Regions from separate parts of the Homo sapiens genome. Here all the other regions are linked to region 1. Evidence: chromatin loops called from intact Hi-C (ENCODE). Cell type or tissue: mammary epithelial cell. All regions are shown on one strand. Region 1 holds the start of FSIP2 (fibrous sheath interacting protein 2). Region 2 overlaps LOC105373781 (a long non-coding RNA gene). Region 3 has its middle 170 kb from the start of LINC01473. Region 4 has its middle 220 kb from the start of FSIP2. Region 5 has its middle 450 kb from the start of FSIP2. Region 6 has its middle 130 kb from the start of FSIP2. Region 7 overlaps LOC105373785 (a long non-coding RNA gene).

The links. A loop is a pair of places that touch in the nucleus more often than their neighbours do. Peaks named below come from ENCODE experiments on the same cell type or tissue, not always from the same donor. Only the 100,000 strongest peaks of a DNase experiment are listed, where the experiment ranks them.
Region 2: a loop joins it to region 1, with 29 times the contacts of the local background. A loop is called at or near these places in 7 of 110 quality-filtered maps.
Region 3: it touches region 1 in a loop (22-fold over the local background); 11 of 110 quality-filtered maps call a loop at or near these places.
Region 4: a loop joins it to region 1, with 21 times the contacts of the local background. A loop is called at or near these places in 4 of 110 quality-filtered maps.
Region 5: it touches region 1 in a loop (16-fold over the local background); 11 of 110 quality-filtered maps call a loop at or near these places.
Region 6: it touches region 1 in a loop (10-fold over the local background); 4 of 110 quality-filtered maps call a loop at or near these places.
Region 7: a loop joins it to region 1, with 7 times the contacts of the local background. A loop is called at or near these places in 9 of 110 quality-filtered maps.

The regions. Positions count from the first base shown.
Region 1 is chr2:185,736,652-185,740,651 of GRCh38, reverse strand. It overlaps FSIP2 (fibrous sheath interacting protein 2), which reads right to left and starts at 1,848. Exons shown (of 23, transcript NM_173651.4): 1 at 1,659-1,848; 2 at 1,181-1,306. The coding sequence starts at 1,757. It overlaps FSIP2-AS2 (FSIP2 antisense RNA 2), which reads left to right and starts at 175. Exons shown (of 3, transcript NR_110217.1): 1 at 175-273. RefSeq lists a silencer at 1,447-1,716. In mammary epithelial cell, a CTCF peak has its summit at 1,594 (motif pointing right); a DNase peak (open chromatin) is centred at 1,591; H3K4me3 peaks cover 963 bases.
Region 2 is chr2:185,206,573-185,210,572 of GRCh38, reverse strand. The region is part of intron 2 of LOC105373781 (a long non-coding RNA gene); the gene reads right to left. Among named protein-coding and RNA genes, the nearest start is that of FSIP2, 530 kb to the left of the region's middle. In mammary epithelial cell, a CTCF peak has its summit at 2,102; no DNase peak of the experiment used is centred here; H3K27me3 peaks cover 208 bases.
Region 3 is chr2:186,254,878-186,258,877 of GRCh38, reverse strand. No RefSeq gene overlaps it. Among named protein-coding and RNA genes, the nearest start is that of LINC01473, 170 kb to the right of the region's middle. RefSeq lists an enhancer at 2,536-3,192. In mammary epithelial cell, a CTCF peak has its summit at 2,128 (motif pointing right); no DNase peak of the experiment used is centred here.
Region 4 is chr2:185,520,284-185,524,283 of GRCh38, reverse strand. No RefSeq gene overlaps it. Among named protein-coding and RNA genes, the nearest start is that of FSIP2, 220 kb to the left of the region's middle. In mammary epithelial cell, no CTCF peak of the experiment used is centred here; no DNase peak of the experiment used is centred here.
Region 5 is chr2:185,289,676-185,293,675 of GRCh38, reverse strand. No RefSeq gene overlaps it. Among named protein-coding and RNA genes, the nearest start is that of FSIP2, 450 kb to the left of the region's middle. In mammary epithelial cell, a CTCF peak has its summit at 2,445 (motif pointing left); a DNase peak (open chromatin) is centred at 2,435.
Region 6 is chr2:185,607,251-185,611,250 of GRCh38, reverse strand. No RefSeq gene overlaps it. Among named protein-coding and RNA genes, the nearest start is that of FSIP2, 130 kb to the left of the region's middle. In mammary epithelial cell, a CTCF peak has its summit at 2,247; no DNase peak of the experiment used is centred here.
Region 7 is chr2:186,455,168-186,459,167 of GRCh38, reverse strand. It overlaps LOC105373785 (a long non-coding RNA gene), which reads left to right. Exons shown (of 2, transcript XR_001739147.3): 2 at 2,317-3,166. Among named protein-coding and RNA genes, the nearest start is that of ZC3H15, 29 kb to the left of the region's middle. In mammary epithelial cell, no CTCF peak of the experiment used is centred here; a DNase peak (open chromatin) is centred at 2,077.

The DNA.
Region 1 (4,000 bases):
CAATGATAAATAAATTTACGTTATTTCTAAGCCACCCAGTCTATGGTACATTGTTATAACAGCCTGAACTGTATAAGACATTAAGCAAGTATCAAATACCAAGGGGTTCTATTTATTTCTGATGACATCATAGACATTAGAAGGGTAAGTGGGCCACTTAGAATTCTTTCTTGTAGAACTTTTTGCAAAACTGATAAAAGCAACCAGTCAACAAGAATGTACTAAACCTCCTTCAGCATTGACTACTTAGTCAAAGGCTGGGGAGGTTTGGGGGTAGGTGTGGTGTTAAGGACTAAAAACATGAAAAGGCTTAAGGGAAGTACACACTATAATCCAGTATGATTAACTATGGTTTGTGTAAGTGAGATCACACAAATCAAGGGCAACGTGAACTCTAAGCAAAAATAAGCTAACGGGGGGGCTATCACAGTTCAGAGAATCTTGATAGCTCAGATTCATAGACTGGGGAGAAGAAGACAAGGTATGCCAGGTTTGGGGGCAAAGTTGACAAAATACTGAAGTATTAGCATGGTATTTATGGGTAGGTGTGAAAGACTCAACTTGAAGAAGCTGAGCCTCTCTGGTTGGAGACAATGCTGGATGGAAAGGCTGGGGCAAATTATGGAGTCTCTTCCTCATTGAGGCAGGGCTTTCTTTCATTAAAGTAAGGTTAAAGTACTAAACATATTAACTCATTTTAAGTCCCACTGTTTCAGTTCTTTTTTTTTTCTTTATGTGTAAAATAGAATTCAACTCAAAACAAAATAATGTTTCCCGTGAAGAGAGTTTGGTCCAAGATACTGTCAGTTAAAATCGTAACATATCATTAAATGGCAGCTATCACTAATAACCTTTCAGCTTCTAAACATGTTTCTAAGTACATCAAATCTTACTATATAAGTATATATGAAGTTTTATTATAAGGAATATTAATATGGTACCGTGAATTGTTAATTAAGGACTAAGAATCTAAACTTTCTGGAATATGATTATGTCCAAACCATTAAGATGAAAGTGCTTCATATGCATTCTAAACAATACCTTCGGTCAGATGTGGGATTTTCTTTTTCCTGTAAATGTTGATGCAAATTCCTTTAATGAATTTTGTATGATGCAGCCTTTGAGTTAAACAGCAAGTAGTAAAGGGTAAAGGAAAGAAAGACGATAAAAACTTGTTCACCTTTTCACCGAAATTCGTAGTATAGAATACAGCATTGCTTCCTGGGATCACAGGCAGCTTGACCCCGAGAGGTAGGTCCAGTAGCTGAGCCGGTCCAACCCCTGCAAAGTGGGTTTTGTGCACGCCCTGTCAGACACAATTGGAGAGTTTTGTCTTTCCTTTTAGGCAGTATTAGTTTAGTTTAGACCAATCTACTTCCATTGCAACCAAAGACTCCGAAGAATTATACAATCAGGGTTCGGGGCATCCTGAAGTCCTCCCGTTTTCCCTGGTCACCAGCTCTCCTGGCGTCCCGCGCCTGCCAGTTGCGGCCGGTACAGTCCGAGCCACCGCCACCGCCCCCGGGCGCCGCAAGAGGGCAGCCTCCTGACGGGGGACAGTTGGGAGCCTCGCGACCCGTGTGTGGCGATCCCTGCCCCGCTCCCCAGCAGGCCTGCGGCCGCCAGAGGGCGACGCCGCCCAGCTTGCGGCCACTCACGTCTCTGCACTGCTGGGTGTCCGCGGCCAGGACGCTGGCGACCGTCTTGGTGACGGCGACTTTGGCAGGCTTGGAGCAGGCGCCGAGGTACAGCTCCATGGCCGGCACAGCCCCCTCAGCCCCTTCCTCACCCGCCCCGCTCTCCTTCTCTAGCACCCCGTTGTCCCTCTGTCCGGACCTGACCAGGAATGGCCAGAGCCCAACGACCTCAGCCCCGCCCCCCGCGTTCCAGGCTTCCAATGGTAGCGGCCCCAGAAGGGCGGTGGCCTCCTGAGGGGCGGCTCGCGCCAGCGCGTAGAGCGCCCGCAGAGCTGGGAAAATCGGTCCGAGAGGCCTGATCTGAGAGGACCACAGTTGAAACTTCATCTTTCTCTGAAACCATCACGCCTTAGCCAATCCTAACGAAAACGTATAAGCTTTGTTGGTGGGTAACTGGTTAATTTCCCCTGGCTTCCAAGGAGCCCTGTTCCGTTCAATAAAAATTCCCGAGTGATTGTTTTTGCCCATTCTACATCTTCCCCCATATAGACCACACCCCATCCCCAGGCTCCCACAGCTTCTTCCCACACCAGGTCCACAAGGCAGACGCGTTGGCTTCCTAAGGGGCTCATTGCCTTCCTCCTGCCTCTTCTGTCCCCTAGGTTTCCTTCTCCTTTCTAGCGCCCTTTACCACTCTCCCACTGCCTCCTCTCTGCTCCTGCAGCTTGATCCTATTTCCCTCTTTCTCCTCAACCATCCAGCCGAAATTTATAAAGTGCTTGACGCTTCTGGGCCAGTCATTGAGCTAAGCACTGGGCAGGACACAGCCGTGAGTAAAATATGGCCCCTGACTGTAAGAAGCTAACTAGACTGGGAGTATTCTGAGGGCAGAGACAGTATGTGTCTAACCCACCTGTTGTTTAGACTTAACTTCATACTTTCTTTGGTCCACTGCTGTTCTCTTTTATTTCTGGCCCGACTAGTAATAACAGTTACCATTTCTTCAGAATCTACTAACTTCCATATACTGTGCCAAACACCCTTTTAAACATTTATTTATTTTAGTAGCCTTATCAATAATTACTCTTTATTTTTCAAAGATTGAGGAAGACTGACAATTGCTGTTAAATGGTGGCTCCTGAGGCTGTTTTCTTAATCAGTGCACTCTGCTCTCTTTGTTGTAATTCCACACATGTGCTTAGGACTCTTAAATTTGAAATCTAAGCTTGGGATATAGTCTATTGCCAGCTTCCATATGGATATCCCACAATTGTCTTAAATTCAATCTACTCAAATCTCAACACACAACTTTCACCAAAACAGGAAAAAAAAACAAAGGCTTCTTCCTGCATTTCCTATCTCAGTGACAATACCAAAGTCTACCCAAGCCAGAAACTAAGGAATGCTTCTAGATACTTCTTTTTCCCCTTATCTCCCATGTTTAGTTGGTCCCCAAGTCCCACTAATTTTATCACTAAAATTAATTTGCCCGATTCTATCTACTCCTACTTTACTCTCCCGGTTAAGCCGCTAATCATTTTTTGTTTGTTTGTTTGTTTGCACCATTGCCACAGCCTTATAACATCTCCCTGCCACCATCTACCCCAAAAATCCATCTTGTATCAATTTGATCTTTGATGGCAAACTGACCATTTCTCTTCCTCACTTTAAACTCCCAACTGCCCTCAGCGCAAAGTGTGTAATGGCCTCTGTTACTTGGTCTCTGTATCAGTTTCTTATTGCCAGCAAATCACCACAAACTTAGTGGCTTAAATTACCACAAATATATTACCTTACAGTGATGGAGGTTAGTAATCCAAAGAGAATCTCACTGGGCAGAAACCAGTGTATTGGAAGTGCTGTGTTCTTTCTGGAAGCTCTAGATCACAACCTATGTTCTTGCCCTTTCCAGCTTCTAGAAGTTGCCTCTTCCTCACACGTTAAATCTGGCAATGTAACATCTTCAAACCTCTCTCTGACTCAGACCTCTGCTCCTTCTCTTCTACAATTAAAGAATCATTGTGATTACATTGGGCCCATCTAGGTTATCCATGCTAATTTATCTATCTTAAGATCAGCTGATTAGCAACCTTAATTCCATTAGCAATCTTAATTCCTCTTTGCTATGAAATATTCACATACTCAGTCTTGAAAATGAGGACATAGACATCTTTGGGGTACTATTATACTACCTCTCACAGCCCTGTTTTTGTCCATCTCTGAGACATAACTCCCCTGTACCACCTCTCAGAATTGAACCTCAAATGACACCAAACTGTTTGTGGTTAGTTCTCTACATGGGGCCTGCTTATTCATGCGTGATTCTGCATCTTTGTTTATGCTGTCCCCTCTGCCTGACAGCC
Region 2 (4,000 bases), 530 kb after region 1:
GTTCTGAGACACAGACACAGTTTAGTGTAGGGATGTTTATTGGGGTGTTCTTAGAACGAACCAATGTGGAAGGGAGGGTACAAAAGGCAAGATGGGTGGTGGGAAAAGTTCACTGATCTGACAGAAAACTCTGGAGCTAAATATGGGCCCAGCATTATCCTGTGTTGAGCTAAATGGCCAGACTTTGATATCCTTACCTTCTTTGGTCATTGGATTTGAGCTACACTAAGACAGGCATACCCTTGGGTGAGGCCACTCTGCAGTTGAGGCAGTCCCAAGAACTGACAGCCGAAACTTCTCTGCTGACAGTATGCCCAAGGGCTGGAGAAACTCTTCTTTCCTACCCGGATGATCTGGGTGTCAGAGCTCCATGCCCATCACTGCCATCCCTTGTGCCTCATGGATTCAACTCCTTTTATACCTTTATAAAGCAGCTTTTTCAGGGTTCTTACAAAATTCTGGCAGACCTGTCTTTCTGGGAGAATGTTAGAAGAGTTAGATTATTGGCAAGTAGCAATAAGATTATTGGGAAGAACCACTGGAGATGGTCTTGGGAACATAACTGATACTCATCATCTCTTTACTATTTGTTCTAAATCACCTTTAGCCTTGGCAACCACTTCTACTTGTCATAGCTAAATCCTTATCCATCAGTGATCCAAGTCCCTTGTCAACATCCTCTTCTCAGGCCAGGAGTACTGTACCTGTTCATTTGTAGTTACATTTGCTCAAGGAAATAAGTACCAAGAGACATCCAAGCAGATCACCTGGGTTCAAAACATATTTCTCCCCGCCTCCATTGTGAAAGCAGCCCTTCCTCCTTCTGATAATCAGGTTCAATTATTCTTACCGATGTGGTGATTCCTCTTTTTTAATCTTCTGCACCACAGACAGAAGGATCCCAAAGTGCCCCTGCAGCAGGCATAGGCTGTAGCTCAATAGTGTTCTTGTTGTGTCTCCTGGAAAAGGTGGTCTGCCTTTAGTGACCCAGGCCTCTAACATTGTAGAGCCCAAAGTTGTAGGAATAGGAAGCACAGATCCCCTGAGAAGGTCACTGGGAGTGATAGTAAGTGTAGTTAAATTTCCTATTCCCAAGACTCCTGGGGAAGTAGGAATATTTGATTAAAATTATATGCTTTATATACAATATAGTGTCTTGTGGCTCATCCTTGTTATCCTCTCAAGGTATCTTCTTCCAGGTGGCGCTTCAGCTGTGCCCACAGCAGATTGTTGCATTGTTTTAGCTGGTTAGTAGCTCCTAGTTGATGGAGAATGTGATACAATCAATCAATAGAACTAACAGACATGAGCACACATCTGTAGTTCCTCTTCTCTAATAGAGATTCCATGGTCTGACATAATGTTATGTTGGATCCTATGACATTTCATAAGCCATCTAGTTGTGAAATTGCTGCCTTTCAAACAGAAGAGGAAAATTCATACCTGGAATACATGCCTATTACAAGAACACATTTCTAGCTCTTTCATTTGGAAAGGACCTATGTAGCAAGACTAAAATGTCTGACACATGAATGGTTGTAATTGATGCTATTATTTGGATGAGTTTTCTCAACTAGTCTTCTCAACATAGTCCCCCACCCAACTCAAATCAGATGTGAGCCTCTTTATTTACTACTAATGAAACCACTGGCTTTCACACTTAACTTTTGATTGCCTGTTAATTGATCTCAGCGTTTCCCTATTTACTTTTTAGCATCTGTTGATCTTAGTAGTAGCCACTGCATTTTATTGTCCTTGAAGTTACTATTTACTTTATGTTTCTCAGATACCTAATATATTGTACCACCTTGACTATCTTTCCACTGGTGTACCATCCTAAAGCTCCACCCATGAAAGTTAACCAATTGCACCATCCCTTTCTGCTAGGAGCTTTGAGCAGTAAAACAGAATCTATGTCACCAGATGATAGTTCATGATCTTACTGCCAAATATTACCTTATTAACCTATATACCTGACTTCTCTTAGCATCAACTGTGGTATTAAACTCCACTGAAGCAAATCCTTCAGTGGAGTTTGGATAGAGGAAGGAAATAGGGAGAAGTCAAGTTGAAACGAGTCCCTACATGATCCTCTGCTGCCCCCATGAGGAATCCTGCTACTAACAGGGCTCATCAAGTGGGCTGCCTCAGGAAAGGTGAGGCCACTCTGAAGATGAGATAACCCTGAAGAGGCTGACAGCTGAAGGTTATCTACTGACAGTACTTCTATCAACTGCTACACAAAGTCCTTCTTAAAGTGTAGCCTGTGCAGCACCATCATGCCTATTACAGACAACAACATGAGAAAAATATCCAGCAAAAATGAAGAAATATCAATAACGATGTCTAACATTTTTGTGTCATAGAGATTGTACACAAACATTGATTCTCTCAAACTTCGTAGTTAGGAAAGACCCATATTTTTATAATGCTTTCACAGATAAAGAGGTTCAGAGAACTCAGGTGACTTTCTGTAGAAGATAGATACAATAAGTATTGAAGTTAGAATGTGCTAGCCTTAGAACATGACAAGAAGGGATTCTTCTCTGGGCCCTGCCCTTCAGTAAGTCTCTAATACTGAAACCACACAAAACATAATCTAAAAAATACACATGTGCACTTTTGTCACTTGGAATCTGCTGCATGATACTGATACAGTGCACCCTGTGACCTTAAACATCTACTCTCATGCCTACCTCGCACATGCCAGGACCCAGGAACATGCTTCTCTGTGTCCTTTGAGCAATGTCCTCAAAACAAAAGTTGACTGTATCTGAATGCCATAAGTCCCACTGCTAATTTTCAAGGCAATCACTTAGTACAGTACTCATAAACATTTTACATGGCTATTGATAAACATTTATTTATATAACTTAAAATTTTATTCATACATTTATAAGTAACACATGAAGCCTGATACCAATTATTATGTTGCCAAATAGAAAAATATTTAATGGTAGAATTGTAAATAAATTCATTTTTAGATATTTCATAATTTTAAATTAAATTTACAAATAAAATTTATTTGAATACATTTTACATTTTATTAATTTAAATTTAATAAATAACATTTAATATTTAAAGAAAAATAACTGCTTAGAAAATATATATACTTTAATTTTAAAATTTGATATCCAAATTTTGGATACTTTAAATACAATTATTTATCATTTATGATTTAAGATCATAACTGAATAAAATACACATTATGTGAAATTATTTCTTATAAGAAATAATGACTTTGTAAAAAGAAGGCAATACAAATATATTTTGTTACAAAAATATATTTATGAATTACATGTCTTCTATACTCATCCAAATCTCATTGTCCCATCAACATAACATCCAGGTGTGTAGGATAATAATTCAATTCATTCATCCTTGATGTGTTGCCTTTATGTAGTTTTATTGAAGACAAACTTTATATATTTTAATGCTGTAGTTAATAATAATGTTTATTGTAATGGTTAGTTTTGCATATTAATTGCTAAAATATGGTACCTACTTTCTTGATCAGACTTCAAATAGGCTTCATCCAATCAGTTGAAAGCCTTAAGAGCAAATATCGAGGTTTCCTGCAGAAGAAGGAATTCTGCCTCCAGATGTCTACATAGAAATTTGGCCTGAGTTTTCAACCTTCAGACTTAAAACTGAGACATCAACTTTTACCTGAATTTCCAGCTTGCTGGGGAGAGATTCCATTTGTTCTATTTCTTTGGAGAAGCCTGAATAATATAGTTATATTTCTTGAAACAGGATATAGAACATATTTTATGTAATGCTTGATTTTCTTGATTTATACTTTTAAAATATTTGGGCATTTATTAAGAAGGCTTTTATTTGTACTTTTGTCATAGGCTCCACAATAAGAGGGCAGGATTAATATTAGAACTGTATTAAAACATTGGGTTGGAAAAAGACTACCTGCCAGAAACTATAAATGAACCTGTGAATACTAGCTTGAATATAAACGGAGAAGTTTCCTGACAAATTATATATA
Region 3 (4,000 bases), 520 kb before region 1:
TTTATTTTAAGACAGGTTCTCACTCTGTCACCCAGGCTGGAGCACAGTGGCCCGATCTCGGCTTACAGTAGTCTCAACCTCCCGATCTCAGGCCATCCTCCCACTTCAGCTTCCCAAGTAGCTGGGATTGCAGGTGCACACTACCATGCCCAGCTAATTTTTGTGTTTTTTGTAGAGACGGGTTTCACCATATTGCCTAGGCTGGTCTTGAACTCCAAAGCTCAAGCAATCCACTTGCCTTGGCCTCCCAAAGTGCTGAGATTACAAGTGTGAGCCACTGTATTTAGCCCTTATCTCTATGACTTTTGAGAGTGAATACTTTTTATAAATTTGGAAACATATTCAGTATATAATTTTAAAGGTAATAGTAAATTCTTATTAATCATATACTTTATGCATTATTTAAAAGATAATTAAACATTTATAGCTTGTTTCTTTAGTCAATTTGATTTGTAATTTCAGAAAACATAGATGCCTCAATTTCTAACTCTAAAGAAGAATGTAGTGTATATACTTACACATACATATTTTATATATATATATATATATATTTCCTAGCAGTGCTCCTCCTCCCTTCAGTATATTTTCTCATATTAAAAATCTTCACGATTTGTTCTTTACAAATATCCATTTAGACATACAATAACTAGATTGTGAAGAGCTGTCATTACTAAAAGAGATACTAGCTGATCCACAAGATAGGATAAATATAGTTAGTATAATTTTAATTATAAGCTTCTCTGATTTATTGTTATTTAAACCAGTTAAATAACATATATTTTCTTTATAAGATTTTATATATATATATTTTGAGATGGAGTTTTGCTCTTGTTGCCCAGGCTGGAGTGCAATGTCGTGATCTCAGCTCACTGCAACCTCTGCCTCCCGGATCCAAGTGATCCTCCTGCCTCAGCCTCCTGAGTAGCTGGAATTACAGGCATGAGCCACCATGCCTGGCTAATTTTATATTTTTAGTAGAGACGAGGTTTCTCCATGTTAGTCAGGCTGGTCTCTAACTCCTGACCTCAGGTGATCTGCCTGCCTCAGCCTCCCAAAGTGCTGATTATATTTTTATAATCAGCCCGGCCAAGATTATATTTCTATAAGATTAAATTATCTTTTAAAATTGCATTATGGGAATTTATAATGCTTATTGTTTCATTGTATTAATGACTGATGGAACAATATTCTATTTCTCTTAAATATTCCTCTTGTTTTTAACGAATAATTTCTAATAGGAAGTTAAGTTTGCATTAGTCTTTGGTTAGAATTCTCTGGTATTTATTATACTTAATTGATTTATGACAAGTATATGTAGTACCCTCCATCTTTTGTAGTAAGAGAGGTTCAAGAAAATCACCTTGAAATTACTGAGGTCACCCTTCCCCTATAGTCTGGGGAAAGGGATCATAAGATAAGTATTTTATATTTAGCTGCCAGTGCCTGGCTCAGTCCTCATGGAAGAGATTGCTATCCTGGGACCCTGGGGTTGAAATCACCACAACCAGTCTGAATGCAGTGCTGCTCTGGGTTGGCTGCCTGTACTAGGAGAGGGTTGCATAGGTGAAATGAGAGTTTAGCACTAAGAACAGCACCCTTAAAGCATCCCCAGGGACCACGATGCTCTGCATAGGAATAGATAGAATTTTATGAAAAAAGTCAGAGAGGAAAGGAATATCACTAGCATTAGGCTCATCCTCCTCCCAGACCACCAAATCTCTCTCACTGCTCACTAGAAATGACTTGAAAATATCATTTTGGTGAAATTTTCTCTTTTTTATTATTTATTTCAGTGGTCACTAAATTTCCTAGAAAGTGAAATTTCCATAGCAGATGCTTAAAAACCAGACTTGTTTATTGTGTCAAGTGAATTTTTAAGGTCAGTTAATTTCATCAATTAACCAGTCATAAATTTGTTTTGAAAAAAATAAGTATGTTCTTTTATTATGTTTTATTCTAAAAAACTTAAATTGGAATTTTGATGGTATCTATTAAAAGATGATTTACTACTGATTCAGGGATATTTCCCATAGTATCTTTAGGCAAGCAAAGCATGTTTTGATTAGAAAAGGAGTTAAGACATGGTTTCAAAGCGTTGGCCCAAACATCTATATTCCAGTCAACCAGAAGATGTCACTATTGTGTACAGAATGTGTAAAAGAAAAAAGTATACTGTAGTTACATTGTGTGTCTCCTAATCTTGCTAAATTTTCTCTGGAGTCTCATGAAGGAAGCACTGTCTTCAAGTTGACAGGCACTGAAAAACTACTACATTCATTGGATGGGTGTGCCAGTTACATTCCCACATTATTCATTTGAAAAAAAAATAATAAAACTACATTGGCAGAAAATATTCCAACTCAATAATTTTGTACAGTGCTAACTGGAAATTAATAACCATGCAATATATCTGTTTTGGTTCTAGCAACAGAGTGTGTCTATTATAAGTAAATTTAGCAGACATTAATTAAGAAAAATCAAACTGTTTCACAAATGACTTTGATTAAACTAATTGTTCACTTAAAGCAGAGAAAATAAACTGCCAAAATATACACTTTAACCTAAGATTAATGGATGTCACTAATAGAATGCCTTCTTAACACTTTCATCTGTTAAATCAGAGTTCTTTTTATAATGAGAGTGCTGTTGACACCTCTGTACTTGTTATGAGACATTTTGTAAGAGAAGTTTACTGCAATCTTTGCAAAATCCTTTATAGGCAAGGAAACAAGATTGGTGGGAAGCTTGTTTGTAGGTATAGAACTTTCCCAGATGTATTTACTTAAGAAGCAAACAGTGAAGACACGCAGATGTAAATTAGATCCCAGGTGCCATTAGCATGGTAATGTGGGCCAAACAGCTGGGCTTAATTCAGGTCACTGACTGGTTTGACCGGTAGGATGTCAAAGGCAAGGCAATTAGGCCGAATCAGGAATGTTTCCCAGTGAGTTAGTATGTATGTATGTATGTATGTATTTATTTATTTGGAGACAGAGTTTCACTCTTGTTGCCCAGGCTAGAGTGCAATGGTGTGACCTCGGCTCACTGCAACCTCTGCCTCCCAGGTTCAAGCGATTCTCCTGCCTCAGCCTCCTGTGTAGCTGGGATTACAGGCGCCGGCCACCAACATGGCTGGGTTTTTTTTTTTTTTTTTGAGACAGAGTTTTGCTTTTGTTCCCCAGAGTGGAGTGCAATGGCATGATCTCGGCTCAAGGCAACCTCTGCCTTCCTGGTTCAAGCAATTCTCCTGCTTCAGCCTACCAAGTAGCTGGGATTACAGGCATGTGCCACCATGCCCAGCTGATTTTGTATTTTTAGTAGAGACAGGGTTTCTCCATGTTGGTCAGGCTGGTCTTGAACCCCCAACCTCAGGTGATCCACCTGCCTTGACCTCCCAAAGTGCTGGGATTACAGGCGTGAGCCTCCATACCCGGCCTAATTTTTGTATTTTTAATAGAAATGGAGTTTTACCACATTGGCCAGACTGCCCTCGAACTCCTGACCTCAGGTAATCTGCCTGCCTCAGCCTCCCAAAGTGCTGGGATTACAGGTGTGAGCGACCGTTGACTGGCCTAGTACTTATTTTTTTTTCATGAACTGTTTTGTTATTTTGCCCTTCTCCTCATTTAGGTTCATTTTGACATCTACCTTTTGTCCATGTATTGATTCATTGAGAGAAAATGATAGGTTTTTAAATTTTTAAAAAGTACTCCCTTTTCTGGCTTAGTTAGTAAAAGCAATCAACTATTTTTTTTTAAATAGGGATATTAAAACTTAAAAGGCAATTGCAATTTACATTTAGCTAATGCTTATCAAGTGTTGCTTAATATGTACCAGGTACTATGCCAAGTGATTTACATGGAGTACCTCCTCCTAACATATCTATGAGGCAGGTTCTGTTATTATTCCTATCTTACATATGAGGAAATTGAAACACAGATAGGGTTAGTAAATTATCCAGCATTACTGTGCTAAAGAGAGGCAGAGCTGGCATTCAAAC
Region 4 (4,000 bases), 220 kb after region 1:
TCCAAAATCCAGCAGGGCAGTCAATTTTTTTCTTTTTTTCTTTTTTTCTTTTTTTTTTTTTTGAGATGGAGTCTTGCTCTGTCACCCAGGCTGGAGTGCAGTGGCGTGATCTTGGCTCACTGCAAGCTCTGCATCCCTGGTTCATGCCATTTTCCTGCCTCCACCTCCCGAGTAGCTGGGACTACAGGCGCCTGCCACCATGCCTGGCTAATTTTTTGTATTTTTAGTAGAGACGGGGTTTCACCGTGTTAGCCAGAATGGTCTCGATCTCCTGACTTCATGATCTGCCTGCCTTGGCGTCTCAAGTTGCTGGGATTACAGGCATAAGCCACTGCACCAGGCCACAAGGCAGTCAAATTTTAAAGCTCCAAAATGATCTCCTCTGACTCCAGATCTCACATCAAGGTCACACTGATGCAAGAGGTGGGTTCCCATGGTCTCTAGCAGCTCCAACCTATGACTTTGCAGGGTACAGCCTCCCTCCTGTCTGCTTTCACAGGTTGGCATTGAGTGTCTGTGGCTTTTCTGGGTGCACAGTGCAAGCTGTTGGTGGATCTACCATTCTGGGGTCTGGAGGATGGTTGCCCTCTCTTCTCAGATGAGGGGACCCTCTCCTCCCCAGTAAGATGCAGTGTGGGGGCTCCAATCCCACATTTCCCTTCCACACTGCCCTAGCAGAGGTTCTCCATGAGGGCCCTGCCCTTGCAGCAAATTTTTGCCTGGGCATCCAGTTGTTTCCATACATCTTCTGAAATCTAGGCAGAGGTTCCAAAACCTCAGTTCTTGACTTCTGAGCACCCACATGCTCAACATCACATGGAAGCTCTCAGGGCTTGGGGCTTCCACTCTCTGAAACCACAGCCCAAGCCGTACATTGGCCCCTTTCAGCCACAGCTGGAGTAGCTGGGACAAAGGGCACCAAGTCCCTAGGCTGCTCATGGCATGAGAACCCTGGGCCCATCGAACAAAACCAGTTTTTCCTACTGGGCCTCTGTGCCTGTGATGGGAGGGCCTGCTGGGAAGTTCTCTGACATGGCCTAGAGACATTCTCCCATGATCTTGGGGATTAACATTAGGCTCCTTGCTACTTATGCAAATTTCTGCAGCTGGCTTGAATTTCTCCCCTAGAAAATGGGTTTTTCTTTTCTAATGCATTGTCAGGCTGTAAATTCTCCAAACTTTTAGTCTCTGCTTCCCTTATAAAACTGAATGCCTTTAACAGCATCCAAGTCACCTCTTGAATGCTTTGCTGCTTAGAAATTTCTTCCACCAGATACCCTAAATCACCTCTCTCAAGTTCAAAGTTCCACAAATCTCTAGGGCAGGGGCAAAATGGCACCAGTCTCTTTGCTAAAACATGACAAGAGTCACCTTTGCTCCAGTTCCCAAAAATTTCCTCATCTCCATCTGAGACCACCTCAGCCTGGACGTTTTCATATCACTATCGGCATTTTTGTCAAAGCCAATCAACAAGTCCCAAAGAGGTTTCAAACTTGCCCACATTTTCCTGTCTTCTTCTGAGCCCTCCAAATTGTTCCAGCTTCTGCCTGTTACCCAGTTCCAAAGTCACTTCCACATTTTCGGGTATCTTTTCAGCAAGGTTGCCCTCTACTGGTACCAATTTACTGTATTAGTCCATTTTAATGCTGCTAATAAAGACATACCCAAAACGGAACAAAAAAAGAGGTTTAATTGGACTTACAGTTCCACATAGTTGGGGGGGTCTCAGAATCATGGCAGAAGGCAAAAGGCACTTCTTACATAGCGGCGGCAAGCAAATTAGGCAGAAGCAAAAGTGGAAACCCCTGCTAAACCATCAGATCTTGTGAGACTTATTCACTATCATGAAAATAGTATGGGAAAGACTAACCTCCACGATTCAGTTATGTCCCCCTGGGTCCTTCCCACAACACATGGGAATTCTGGGAGATATAATTCAAGTTGAGATTTCAGTGAGGACACAGACAAACTATATCATATAGTTTAGATAGATATAGTGAGATATGAGGGAGACATTGGTCAGGGATGTACTTAGAAGAAAAACTATCATTTAGACTTTATAAAATTACAAAACAATTACTGGGATGAATTATTAGCATAAGAAATAATGCACAAAAGGGTAAAGGGCTAAAAATTTATTAGAGTGTTATAGATTTAAAAGACCTTCTAAAATCCCCCAACTGTCTCCATACACATACACACCACTTACAAAGTTTCAAGTTTATTAGGGCAGGATATAGAACACATGGAATGTATGCTGTCATACAGAACAGATGATAATGCAACAGATATTTGTGAGACACTTTCTTGAGTTGTTTTCCATAAAAGTTTCCATGCTGTACACAACACTTTTCTGCTAGAATTGAGAAGGAAGCTAATTTCTTGTTGTGACCTGCCCATTTAAACTCTGGGTAATTTACCCATCACTGGAATAAACAAACAACGGCTCCTTTAACTTTCTCTAAGCCATGAGCCTCTACTGCCCCATCAAAGCAAACTCATTATGGATGAGAGGATGGAGAGATATGTAAAAGAAGTCAGCACTAATGCCTCCTAGATTATACTTCTGCCTCCAGATCTCTAACAGACTCAAAGCCTATCTCTTCATGTACAAACACTATGTGGCTGAGTGTACAGAATGAAGAGCTGTAATGGTTAAACAGAGAAGGAAGAAAGAGGACTTTCTACAGGAGGTTGAGACATTGCATTTAAATTATATCTGATGGGAGCTAATTAAAATTTTTGAGAAAAGTAAAGAAGGGATAAATTATTCAAACTTAAAAAGAAAAACTTTCTTTTTTTGGAAGCAGAGAAGACAAAATGGAAGAAGGAGAGATTATAGAGATTTGAGATCTCAGGGTGAGATGATAGTCTTAATAAAGAACACAGTAAATGAAGGGGAGAAAGATATGTGTGTGGGAGTATGAAGGAAAAATTGAATGGGCAACGGTCGGGGAGACATGACCACATTGGAGAGAGATTTTATTGATTATATGACATATTGGGAGGGCTATGGTGAAAGAGGGAGAAGAGCTGACAATAAACCTTGTTTAAAATATCACAGTCAGTACTGAAAACTCACATCCTCAATCTACATAATGCTGGTCAGATAAAGACCTCTTGAAATTGAAGATCATAAACAGAAGTTCATTTATTGGGTTTCAGGGCTGAATTTTTAAATACCTTTTATGAATAGTCTTTATATTGATGGGAATTGAACAGCTTATATTTGTCTTTGACAAAAATGAGTGGATTTGCTAGAATTTTATTTTCTGGAACACATTTATCCAACTCTGGAGAAACATCAGAGTTCTAGACAGGTTTCAATAGCAGTCTATAAATCATCAAATTCTCCTATGAAAAGTGTCTGAGCCAACTGGTTTAGCTTGTTGAATTCATATAATTAGAAAAGAAAAAAAGGTATAGGAAAGCCAAGTTACCCCATTAGGTTGTAGGTAGAAACAGAATAGTTGCAGAATACTTAAGACATAACTTATCTAGCCATTTACTTCTGACATATATGTTTGTTTTGTTATTTCTTTAATAGTCATTATCATTTGCATTTACATATGGAGGCTCATGAATATATATATTTACATATATATGACAAATTATTTCCTGATTCTCTTCCTGTTTGACCAGAACAGGATTTTTAAAAACTTTCGCCTGCTATCACCTTGAAAATGTGAGTATATAATATTTTCTTAACATTTCACAAATAGTGTAGAGTTAATAACTAGTGTACCTATATCTCTATTGAAATTCTCTTTTGCATCATGAAAGAGAACTCAGCTATAACTAGAATCATACTCCCTTTTACATCTCCTTTATGCATGAGGAATTAACCTAGGCCATCCTCTCCATATTCTGTCTCCCCATATATTTTGTTTCCTTGTTTAGAGTAATAAAATCATAAAATATATTGAAATTGAAATTAGGGGTGAAATGTGAAATCTTACTTAGAAATATGTAAACTGTATGATTTTTACCCTAGATTTGT
Region 5 (4,000 bases), 450 kb after region 1:
CAATTAGGTGGGCAATTTTAGAATAAGTGTGATGTGGTGCTGAGAAGAATGTATATTCTGTTGATTTGGGGTGGAGAGTGCTGCAGATGTCTATTAGGTACACTTGGTCCAGAGCTGAGTTCAAGTCCTGGATATCCTTGTTAACTTTCTGTCTCTTTGATCTCTATAATATTGACAGTGGGGTGTTAAAGTCTCCCATAATTATTGTGTGGGAGTCTAAGTCTCTTTGTAGATCTCTAAGGACTTGCTTTATGAATCTGGGTGCTCCTATATTGGGCATATATATTTAGGATAGTTAGCTCTTCTGGTTGAATCAGTCCCTTTACCATTATGTAACGACCTTCTTTGTCTCTTTTGATCTTTGTTGGTTTAAAGCCTGTTTTATCAGAGACTAGGATTGCAAACCCTGCTTTTCTTTGCTTTCCATTTGCTTGGTAGATCTTCCTCCATACCTTTATTTTGAGCCTATGTGTGTCTCTGCACGTGAGATGTGTCTCCTGAATACAGCACACTGATGGGTCTTGACTCTTTATCCAATTTGCCAGTCTGTGTCTTTTAATTGAGGCATTTAGCCCATTTACATTTAAGGTTAATATTGTTATGTGTGATTTTGATCCTTTCATTATGATGATAGCTGGTTATTTTGCCCGTTAATTGATGCAGTTTCTTCCTAGCATCAATGGTCTTTACAATTTGGCATGTTTTTGTACTAGCTGGTACTGGTTGTTCCTTTGCATGTTTAGTGCTTCCTTCAGGAGCTCTTGTAAAGCAGGCTTCACGGTGACAAAATCTCTCAGCATTTGCTTGTCTGTAAAGGATTTTATTTCTCTTTCACTTATGAAGCTTAGTTTGGCCGGATATGCAATTCTGTGTTGAAAATTCTTTTTTTTAAGAATGTTGAATATTGGCCCCCACTCTCTTCTGGCTTGTAGGGTTTCTGCCAAGAGATCCACTGTTAGTCTGATGGGCTTCCCTGTGTGGGTAACTCAACCTTTCTCTCTGGCTGCCCTTAACATTTTTTCCTTCATTTCAACCTTGGTGAATCTGACAATTATGTGTCCTGGAGTTGTTCTTCTCAAGGAGTATCTTTGTGGTGTTTTCTGTATTTCCTGAATTTGAATGTTGGCTTGCCTTGCTAAGTTGGGGAAGTTCTCCTGGATAATATCCTGAAGGGTGTTTTCTAACTTGGTTCCATTCTCCCTATCACTTTCAGATACACCAATCAGACGTAGATTTGATCTTTTCACATAGTCTCATATTTCCTGGAGGCTTTGGTCATTTCTGTTTACTCTTTTTTCTCTAATCTTGTCTTCTCACTTTATTTCATTAATTTTATCTTCAATTACTGATACCCTTTCTTCCACTTGATCGAATTGGCTATTGAAGCTTTCCATGCATCACAAAGTTCTTGTGCTGTGGTTTTCAGCTCCATCAGGTCATTTAAGGTCTTCTCTACACTGTTTATTCTAGTTTTAGCCATTTGTCTAACCTTTTTTTAAGGTTTTTAGCTTCCTCATGATGGGTTAGAACATGCTGTTTTAGCTCAGAGAAGTTTGTTAGTACTGACCTTCTGAAGCCTATTTCTGTCAGCTCATCAAAGTCGTTCTCCGTCCAGCTTTGTTCCATTGCTGGCGAGCAGCTGCGATCCTTTGGAGGAGAAGAGGTGCTCTGGCTTTTAGAATTTTCAGCTTTTCTGCTCTGATTTTTCCCTATCTTTGTGTTTTTATCTACCTTTGATCTGTAGGGACCAGCCCTACAGGGCCTGTGGGTTTTTCTCCTCATGTGCGGCAACGAGAGATCATAGAAATAAAGACACAAGACAAAGAAATAGAAGAAAAGATAGCTGGGCCTGGGGGACCACTACCACCAAGATGCGGAGACCAGTAGTAGCCCTGAATGCCTGGCTGTGTTGTTATTTATTGGATACAAGACAAGGGGGCAGGGTAAGGATTGTGAGTCATCTCCAATGATAGGTAAGGTCACACGAGTCACGTGTCCACCAGACAGAGTCCCTTCCCTGTTTGGTAGCTGAGGCAGAGAGAGAGAGGGGACAGCTTATGTCATTATTTCTTCTATTCATTTCTTGGAGAGATCAAAGACTTTAATGCTTTTGCTAATTCTGCTACTACTATCTAGAAGGTAGAGCCAGGTGTACAGGGCGGAACATGAAAGTGGACAAGGAGTGTGACCGCTGAAGCACAGCATCACAGGGAGACGTTTAGGTCTCTGGATGGCTGCAGGTGGGCTTGACTGATATCAGGCCTTCCACAAGAGGTGATGGAGCAGAGTCTTCTCTAACTCCCCCTGGGGAAAGGGAGATTCCCTTTCCTGGTCTGCTAAGTAACCGGTACCTTCCCAGACACTGGTGCTACTGCTAGACCGAGGTCTGCCAAGTAAAGGGTGCCTTCCCAGGCACTGGCGTTACTGCTAGACCAAGGAGACCTCTAGTGGCCCTGTCCAGGCATGACAGAGGGCTTACGCTCTTTTCTGGTCACTTCTCACCATGTCCCTTCAGCTCCTATCTGTGTATGGCCTGGATTTTCCTAGGTTATAATTGTAGAACAGAGATTATTATAACATTGGAATAAAGAGTAATGCTACAAATTAATGATTGATAATATTCATATATAATCATCTCTATATTCTATGTCTAATATAACTATTCTTAAGTATTTTCTTTATTATACTGGAACAGCTTGTGCCTTCAGTCACTTTATTATACTGGAACAGCTTGTGCCTTCAGTCTCTTTATTATACTGGAACAGCTTGTGAATTTAGTCTCTTGCCTTGGCACCTAGGTGGCTTCCTGCCCACATCGGTCTTTGATGCTGGTGACTTACAGATGGGGTTTTGGTGTGGATGTCCTTTTTGTTGATGTTGATGCTATTCCTTTTTGTTTGTTAGTTTTCCTTCTAACAGTCAGGCCCCTCAGCTGCAAGTCTGTTGGAGTGTGCTGGAGGTCCACTCCAGAACCTATTTGCCTGGCTATCACCAGAGAAGGCTACAAAACAGCCAATATTGCAGAACAGTAAATATTGCTACCTGGTCCTTCTTCTGCAAGTTTTGTCCCAGTGGGGAACCCATCTGTATGAGGTGTCTGTTGACCTCTACTGGGAGGTGTCTCCCAGTCAGGCTACACGTGTGTCAGGGACCCAGTTGAGGAGTCAGTCTGTCCATTCTCAGAGCTCAAAAACTGTGCTGAGAGAAACACTGCTGTCTTCAGAGCTGTCAGACAGGGATGTTTAAGTCTGCAGAAGTTGTCTTCTGCCTTGTGTTCAGCTATGCCCTGCTCACAGAGGTGGAGTCTATAGAGGCAGTAGGCCTTGCTGAGTTGCTGTGGGCTCCACCCAGTTTGAGCTTCCCAGCCTCTTTGTTTACTTATTCAAGCTTCAGCATTGGCAGACGCCCCTCCCCCAGCCAGGCTGCAGCATTGCAGGTCAATCTCAGACTGCTGCACTAGCAGTGAGCAAGGCTTTGTGGGTGTGGGACCCACCAAGCCAGGCACGGGAGGGAATATCCTGGTCTGCTAGTTGCTAAGACAGTCGAAAAGCACAGTATTTGGGTGAGAGTGTATCGTTTCTCCAGGTACAGTTTGTCACGGCTTCCCTTGGCTAGGAAAGGGAAATCCCCCAACTCCTTGTGCTTCCCAGGTGAGGCGACACCACGTCCTGCTTCGGCTTACCCTCCGTGGGCTGCATCCACTGTCCAACCAGTCCCAGTGAGATGAGCTAGGTACCTTAGTTGGAAATGCAGAAATCACCTGTCTTCTGCATCAATCTCGCTGGGAGCTGCAGACCGGAGCTGTTCCTATTCGGCCATCTTGGAAGCGACTGAAACCTTAACCAATATTTTATATACAGTAAAATGCAAACTCCTTGTCAGTTCTATGAGTTGTTAAAAACACTTTTGTCTAAATATCACCAAGGTCAAGATATAGACTAATTCCAATGTCCCCTTAAATCTTTTGTCCTTTTAGTCAAACCATATCCCCACTGATCTA
Region 6 (4,000 bases), 130 kb after region 1:
ATCTTAGTGGCAAGCAAACGGGAGGGCTACTGACCCTGCCAGCTAGGGTCGTTCTGTTGGCTCAAATAATAGACCAAAGGACTAGCTGAGGAATTTAAGAGGCAGTTCTAGGAGTGAGATAGGTGTAGAGAAATTGATAAGCCATGCCCATTATCCTGGGTTGACCAGAAACTGTGCATATGCACAGAAGAGACTAGAGCAGATGCAAGCAACCCACTTATTTTGGGTCAACAGAGGCTGTGTGTACAAAGATGTGACGGAGCTCTATGAGGAACAAAAGCTCATGGAAAATTGAAAATGACCTATAAATATTTTCTCCAAATTATTTAGAGTATAATATTTTCATGATGTATCTGGCTATTCCAATATTGGGTTGAGAATATTTTGCCTCCCCAACAGGTTGCATGTGGAATGATTGGCTATAAAACAACCAATCCTTAATAAGAAGTTACCTGTTTTTCCTTGACTTGAAATAAAAGTGATATGTGTGGCTAATTAATTATATATAACAAAAATGTGTTCATTATATATTAAAATAAGTGTAATCCATACAAAAACATTAGTTTCATTCACTTACTTAGCTTTAACTTTTTATGTTACATTTTAAACATTTATAGAAGAATGAAATTATCCTTGGTAGACAGTCCAAAAACTGCTGCTCACAATGCCTTCATTAACTCTGACAAGAGAGGAAATGCCTGTTGTAAATAGTTGTACCATTCAATCATCACTGTTTTGAGTATCTATTTTAAAGATCTTCTCTGATTCAAACTGAGGCTACAGATCACTGGCTTTAAAGAACAAATGGGACTGGAAGAACCCAGCAAGTGCCAAGAATCAGTAGTAGAGAAAGTAGCCAATTACCCCACTGGTTAGATCGTAAGCAACTTGAAAATGAGAATAATGTATTTTTGACTTTTACATTTGTGCTATTTTTCTAGTGCCTAGGAGAGTGCCTTCCCAATAATTCAGAATTAAAATATAATTAGTGTAGTAGGAGCTATGCTATGTATGAGTAACAAAAATAGCTATAAAGAAAAGGGAAATAGGCAAATAAGTCATCCAATCTGATAACAACATAGAATTAGAAATGATACATATATACATATGAAAATGGATAAATTATGGAAAAAAATCTTATTCCGATTCTGAACATATGTTTCATTCAGTTTTATCCTTTATATACATCTGTACTTGACATTCATCTGTTTTTTCCACTGAAAGGTTTTTCTCTTTTGCTCTTCCTGCACAATTTTTAACCTACCTTTTAAGATTCAGCTCAATTAAAAAAATGCAAAATTGATAATAAAACTGACTAAAGTAAAAAAATGAACTTTTTACTATAGCATTGTAGTTCAAATAAAGTTTGTTTTTTGACACAAAACCATGTATGAAAAGAAATCCAATATTAAAAAATAAAAATAATATATTAAAAACACCAGTATTAGAACATTTATAAATTTAATTGTTTAAAATTTTGAAGAACCACCCTCAGTGAGTAAATACATATGTAAATAATTTTTGATTTCTACAAACATGAGAAAGTGAGTTGCTATATGTTATTATTTAAAATCCCTTGTAAAAAAAGAATGGTAGAATAAGAACAATAAACTTAAACTGAAATTCAAAATCAGAATTAATGATAATCAGGGTCAAAAGTTTGCAAAACTTTTGCAATAACTCATCTTGCATTGACATTTAGTATTTATTATTTCCTCACTTTTATACTTTTTTTTCAAAGCACAATGAAGGCAACACAGTCTACCTTTAGGAAAACTGTCAATCTTATGAAATGATTACTTAAAAATGATTCAAATGTTGCTGAGATCTAAATGCAGAAATTTTACCCCCTCGTTATGTCTACTTGCATATGTAGGATAGGTGGATCTAAACAAATATCATGGGATTATTCAATTTTCATTTCTGTTATGTAAATATTTTACCAGGATTTTGTTTAATAAGCTTCATTATTTTTGTATTTCAATATGAAATTACCATGATAGCATATTTAAAGTGATAAAATAGAAAAATAAAATTAAATACAACAGAAATGTAGTAGACAGTGAAAAATACTGTGACAAATAACTAAATGCTTTCTCCATAAACATACATTGCATGAGAGGAAAAACGACATATACTTTTCTTAATCTGGGTCAAATCATAGACTGCTACCATCAGCATATCACTTCCAATATTTGTCTGAATCATCACCATGATTTCTCAGTTAACTGTATGTGAATGGTATGCCCTCCTGTGGCACACAGTTGAGGAACACTAGATGAATATTAACCATGATGTTTAAAAAGTTGTAAGAGCAGAAGCAAGGTTTGTCAGTTTGTCAGCACAGTCGTATAACAACCTTTCCTTCATCAAGACGGATCAAATAATGAAATTTAGCAAGAACTGCTGTACAAATCCCTAAACTGTCAACCATTTGTGCTGTGAGCTAATGAAAAAACATGTATGCTGATCCTGATATGCTTGGAAGAAGAAATGCCAAAAAAAAACACTGTTGCAATTACTCTCCTGTTAATGACAAACCAATCATTAGTTTATAGATAACAAAATGTAGGCAGGAAAACTACAGTAATTAGAGGAATGTACTGGGGAAGGATTTAAGACTATACTTTGGATATAAATGTGTATTTTTAACTAAAAAGTTATGTTTATTGATAGGACAAGTGTAAAAAATATTTAAAGAGATTTATAAGCACTTTAAACTTCAACTAATATTGTTGCTGTAATGCTTTGTCAGGTAGATTTTATCAAAGGAGATATGTAGACACTAGTCTTTAATTATGAGTCAAAAGCATTTCACCACATAGCAGAATATGCCAAAAGGCATGTTAATTTGTCAGGAAGCCTCAACAGTCATATATTGCACATATATAATACAAACAGTAACCATAATCTCAATTTGTCACTAAATTTCCACAATATTTCTCCCATATTACAGTGAAATAGGATCATGTCTTCCATGGAATCTACTTTGTATTATTATACTTTAAGTCTACCATAATTTGTATTATGGCACTAAACATTGAAAATCAAAATGTAGCTTCTGTGCAATTATTATCAACAATCTTACTTTACAATGAATTTGCTGACATAGGATTTAATTATCTATGAGTGCACTGTTGTTATAACAATGCCTGTTAAAAAAAGGTTCTATGTAAAACTTTATTTTCTTTTCAGACCCCATCAATTGTTTTTACTGTATTTATGAAAAGCTTTCGTGGTCTAAGTGATTTTGACTCTTCTATTAAATCACCATACTTCTTAAAGATTGCAGTCCCTAATTCTTCTCCCACATTGGTTTTGTTGACCTTCATGGACGTCACCTCTGTTAGGTTCTATCCCCTGTTTTCTCTCATTGGTTTACTTCCCTATTTTCAAAAGTGTATTTTAAAATAATTTCCTAATAGAGGTTATATAGGTAATACATTTTTCAATCCCAGAAACTTTATTTCACCATCACACTTGAATGATAATTTACCTCAGAATTCTAAGGTTAAAATAATTTTATTTTTTAAATTTAAGTGTTATTCAGTGAACCCTCTCCATGTAAACACGTTTCCTCTAGCTTTGATTAATTTTCTCATATTTTCTATTTAAAATTTTGTTTAACTCCATTTTCTTTATTCTCTTTTTTTGAGTGGATCTTCTGTCTTTTAAATTTTCTTTCATAGTATATGTGCTTTTTGTGAATTCTGTGATAATTTAAAAATTTTTATATTTTAGACGTTTATTTTTTGAACTTAAGCAACAATTAGTAATACTCAAATGTATTTTGTTCTATTTCTAGTTTATTACTATAGAATTCTGACTTTTTATGGTTGCAATATGTTCTTTAAAATGCCAGATTTAAAAAAATAAAAAAATAAAATGCCAAATAAATTTATTTTAAATTTCACTCTGTTGCCAAAGTATCTCTTTCCTTGATGTCAAGCTTTCTTATCTTTTACTATATATACATATAATATATACAGTAAATATATAT
Region 7 (4,000 bases), 720 kb before region 1:
TCATGGCAAATGCAGGTACTTTATTTTAATAACATCATCACTGAAGCAATTATTAAAAGAATGTAAATTGCTGAAATTCTAAATGAAAATCGCTGAAATTCTGAATTGTTAAATTCTAAATTCTAATTTTTGTACGTGTGCTTTAAAGAGATTGCTCAGAGAATTTTTCAAGGTAAACTGAATAGATTTCTCTCTCTCCTTTTTTTCCACTGAGTTCAGAGCAGTGGTTTCTGCCAGATTAACCTAGATTTACTTATAGAATAGTAGACTTAAATAATAAATTATAATATCGATAATTATTTCAGAATCATTAAAATTAAATACATAAAATACTAATAACATCATTTATTAACAGAATGTTTGCCAGAACTGATGACTGAGTTTTTTTTGGAATATCATAGTTACTTTTTTTGTTAGACTCCTAATTAAAATCAAGTCATTTTTATGACAGATAGGAGGGATTCTTCACAATGTAAGAAAAGCAAAGCAAAGTGAATATTTTATTTCTACATTTGTTTTAAGGACGTATTTAAATTCTGAATATATTACTTTGTGTAATATTAAGCTGCTTTGTTATGGGATTCTACAGGCTAAGGGAAGGCATTAAGGAAAGCCATTGCCTTGTTTTAGGCTATCTAATCAATTACAGTAATGGATCCAGGAACTCAGCTTTCCTAAATTCCAAAATTCAAATACAGAACCCTTTATATTAGTGTGTTAGGTTTGTAATGTTGTACAACAAATTTCCACAAACTTTACTGCTTGAAGAAACAGCCATTTTATTATCCCACACTGCTATAGGTCAGAAGTCTGACCATGGCTTAGCTGAAGGTCCCAGAAAGCTAAAATCAAGATTTTTTTTAGCTGTCTTCTTGTCTGGAGCTCATGTGGTTGTGGCAAGATTTAATTTCTTGTGGTTGTAGTACTGAGGTCCACATTTCCTTGCTGACAGTCATCTAGGGGCTGCTTTCCACTCCTAGAGGCCACCTGCATTCTTTGCCCTGTGGCCCCCTCTATATTCAAAGCCAGCATCAGATAATCTCCCTGACGTGGAGTCCTCTGATGCTTTGAATCTCTTTTATCAGGAAGAACCTGTTTCCTTTTTAGGGCTCGTGTGATTAGGCCAGACTCTCTGCGATTGTAATCTTTCTACTTTAAGGTCAACTGATTTGGGAGCTTAATTACATCTATAAAATGCTTTCACACTAGCACCTAGATTAGTGTTTGATTGAATGAGAGAAGGTGTTTGTATACACCAGGGACTGGAAATCTTAGAATTCTGCCTACCACAACCAGACTGTAGATTGTAAACACCATTTTACTTAGAAAATACATAGACCTTTTCACATTGGAGTGGTTAATTCATCATTAGAGAGGGGCTTTATTCATTTTTTGGTGTTAATGCACCACTTATTTTCTAAGTAATTTTATTCATACCAATAGCTCACCAAAGAAAAGAATGATAAAAAATAATCTGGAATGACCCGTAAAAATAACTTGCAAATACAACTGAGGATTTGAGACCCCTAATCTTGCAGATAACCAACTTTTAAAAGCTTTTTTCTAGTACCACCTCGGAACTACTGGGAATTTATGTCAAAAACAATGTCACCGGAAAATTTCTCCAGTACTTTTATAGTCAGATTTGGGAACAACTGTAATCTTAATATTATCTTATTTTAACTTGTCTGAGGCCCCTATTACCTAGTAGTACAGCCACAGCTAAAACTTTGGTTTCCAGACATTCAGGTCTAATTCTTTTTATATTGCCTACTGTGCCTGGTCTCCCATCAGTGGGAGAAGAGAAGGCAAATCTACATCTCTCCAAAGATTGCTATAAATGGATACTAAAGGGCTGGCAAACTCTCACAACTACCTGTTACTGGTATATTTTAATTGGAGACTTTCTGAACTAGAATTCTGTTTCAGCTATCCATTGCCACAATAATGCTATGAAATAAGCAACCACAAAATAACATAAAACCACAAAATGACATAAAATATGCAGTGATTTTTTGCTTATGAATGTATGCGTAGGCTGGTTGGGTCTACTTAATGCTAGCTGGGCTCACTCATGGGTTTGTGGTCCAATCCTATTTGATTAGCAACTTAAAAAAAATTTAGTTTATTTATTTATTTAGTGATAGGGTCTTACTCCATCGCCCAGGCTGGAGGTGCAGTGGTGCAATCACGATTCACTGCAGCCTCGACTTCCCAGGCTCAGGTGTTTCTTCCACATCAGGCTCCTGAGTAGCTGGGATCACAGATGCATGCCACCAGGCTGACTAACTTTTTTTTTTTTTTTTTTTTTTGTAGGGACGGGGTTTCTCCATGTTTCCCAGGCTGGTCTCAAACTCCTGGACTCAAGCAATCTGCCCACCTTGCCTCCCAAAATGCTCCTCCAAAAAAGGAGTGTGCCGCCACACCCAGCCTGAGCAACTTTTGTTTTTAAGGTAAGCACCTAAAGATAAACAGTTTGGATTTTCATGAAGGAAGAAAGTGAATACTAGAAATTACAGTCTGATAAATGGATCATGAGCAAAATGTCGAGGGTCCTGTTAACGAAGCCATGCAGAGAGGCATAATTGTCCCAAGATCCATTCATACCAAGTTAGCCTTTCTTATGTCCACCTCCTTACCCCTTGCTATTAGAGGTTGAAAAAGAATATTCCATGCTGCAAAGTGCATGGTGTGGTGTACAAAAAAATCCTGACAAAGTTGAAATTTGTCTCTCCGATATGAAAAAGACAAAAGCAACTTAATAACCATAATGTTTTGATTGCATATAAACATATGACAACAATGATCATCTCCAAGATTAATTTGGATGTAGCCTAATGATCACACACCCTAATCATAATGTCTTTTCAGAGGAGAACATTTAAAGTAACAACCAATTACTTAATGATATTATTTTTGTCTCATGTTGATATATTTATTCAACAGACCTTTATTAAGTTCACTTCCTGGGAGCCAGACTGTGATGGATGCTGGAGATATAAAAATGAATAGAACCCTGAACTTTGAAGGTTCAATATCTAGGAGTGGTGTTAAAAACCTGAGCAGTTACAGCAATATTATAAGTGTTATCATAATCAAATGAATTATGTTGATAAAATACTTATAACAAATATAATAATAATAAATCTACAAAGGGCAACAGGAATACAGAAGAGGCAATAGTTAATTTTGTCTTGAAAAGTTGGAAATTTTGGAAAAAAATCCAAAAAAATAGGAAATAAGGCATGAAACCATGTAGGAACATTTTACTGAGTCTTGGAGCATGAATTGTAAAAAGAAACCTGTAACAGCAGGAAAAGGACCAGCCTGTGAAAAGTCACAGCTTGAGATAGATTTATGTACTCTGGCACTGGCAGATGATTTAGTCCTGCTAGAAAAATGATGTGCATCATGTGAGGCAGAAAGGGTGATGGGAGTTGTGGCTAGAAAGCAGGTACCAACAGTAAGCTTGTTAAAGAAATGGGCTTACCTAACAGTAACCTTGTTAAAGAGTTGGGCTGCAGATATAATAATGTTAAGATAGAATTACTGTCTTTGAGGACAAGGTAGTAGGTAGTAGAAGGGCCTTATATACTAAGGATCTTATTTTATCAGAAATAAGGAGCCATTACAGAATTTTAAGTAGAGGAATGACGTAGTTTAATTTCTGTTACAGAAACATTACTCTGACAGCAGAGAAGAGGTTGAGTTAGAGAAGAAGATGGGAGGTAGGGAGGATACTAAATTTGTGTAAGTGAGGAGTTGAACTAAAGCAGTGGAAGGTGAATAAAGAAGAGGGAGGGAAGGAGAGGTAAATTGAGTTTGGAAAATCCTCTAGTCTCATTAACTAATTGAAAATGGTAATATAATGGCGAGGAGGGAATCTCAGATAACTACTAGCTTTCTTGCTCAAGTGACTAGTTAGATGATGGTGCTACTAACCACGTAGCTGGTTATATACTCTACTGTACATAGGGAATCTTATTTTTGGTATAAAATA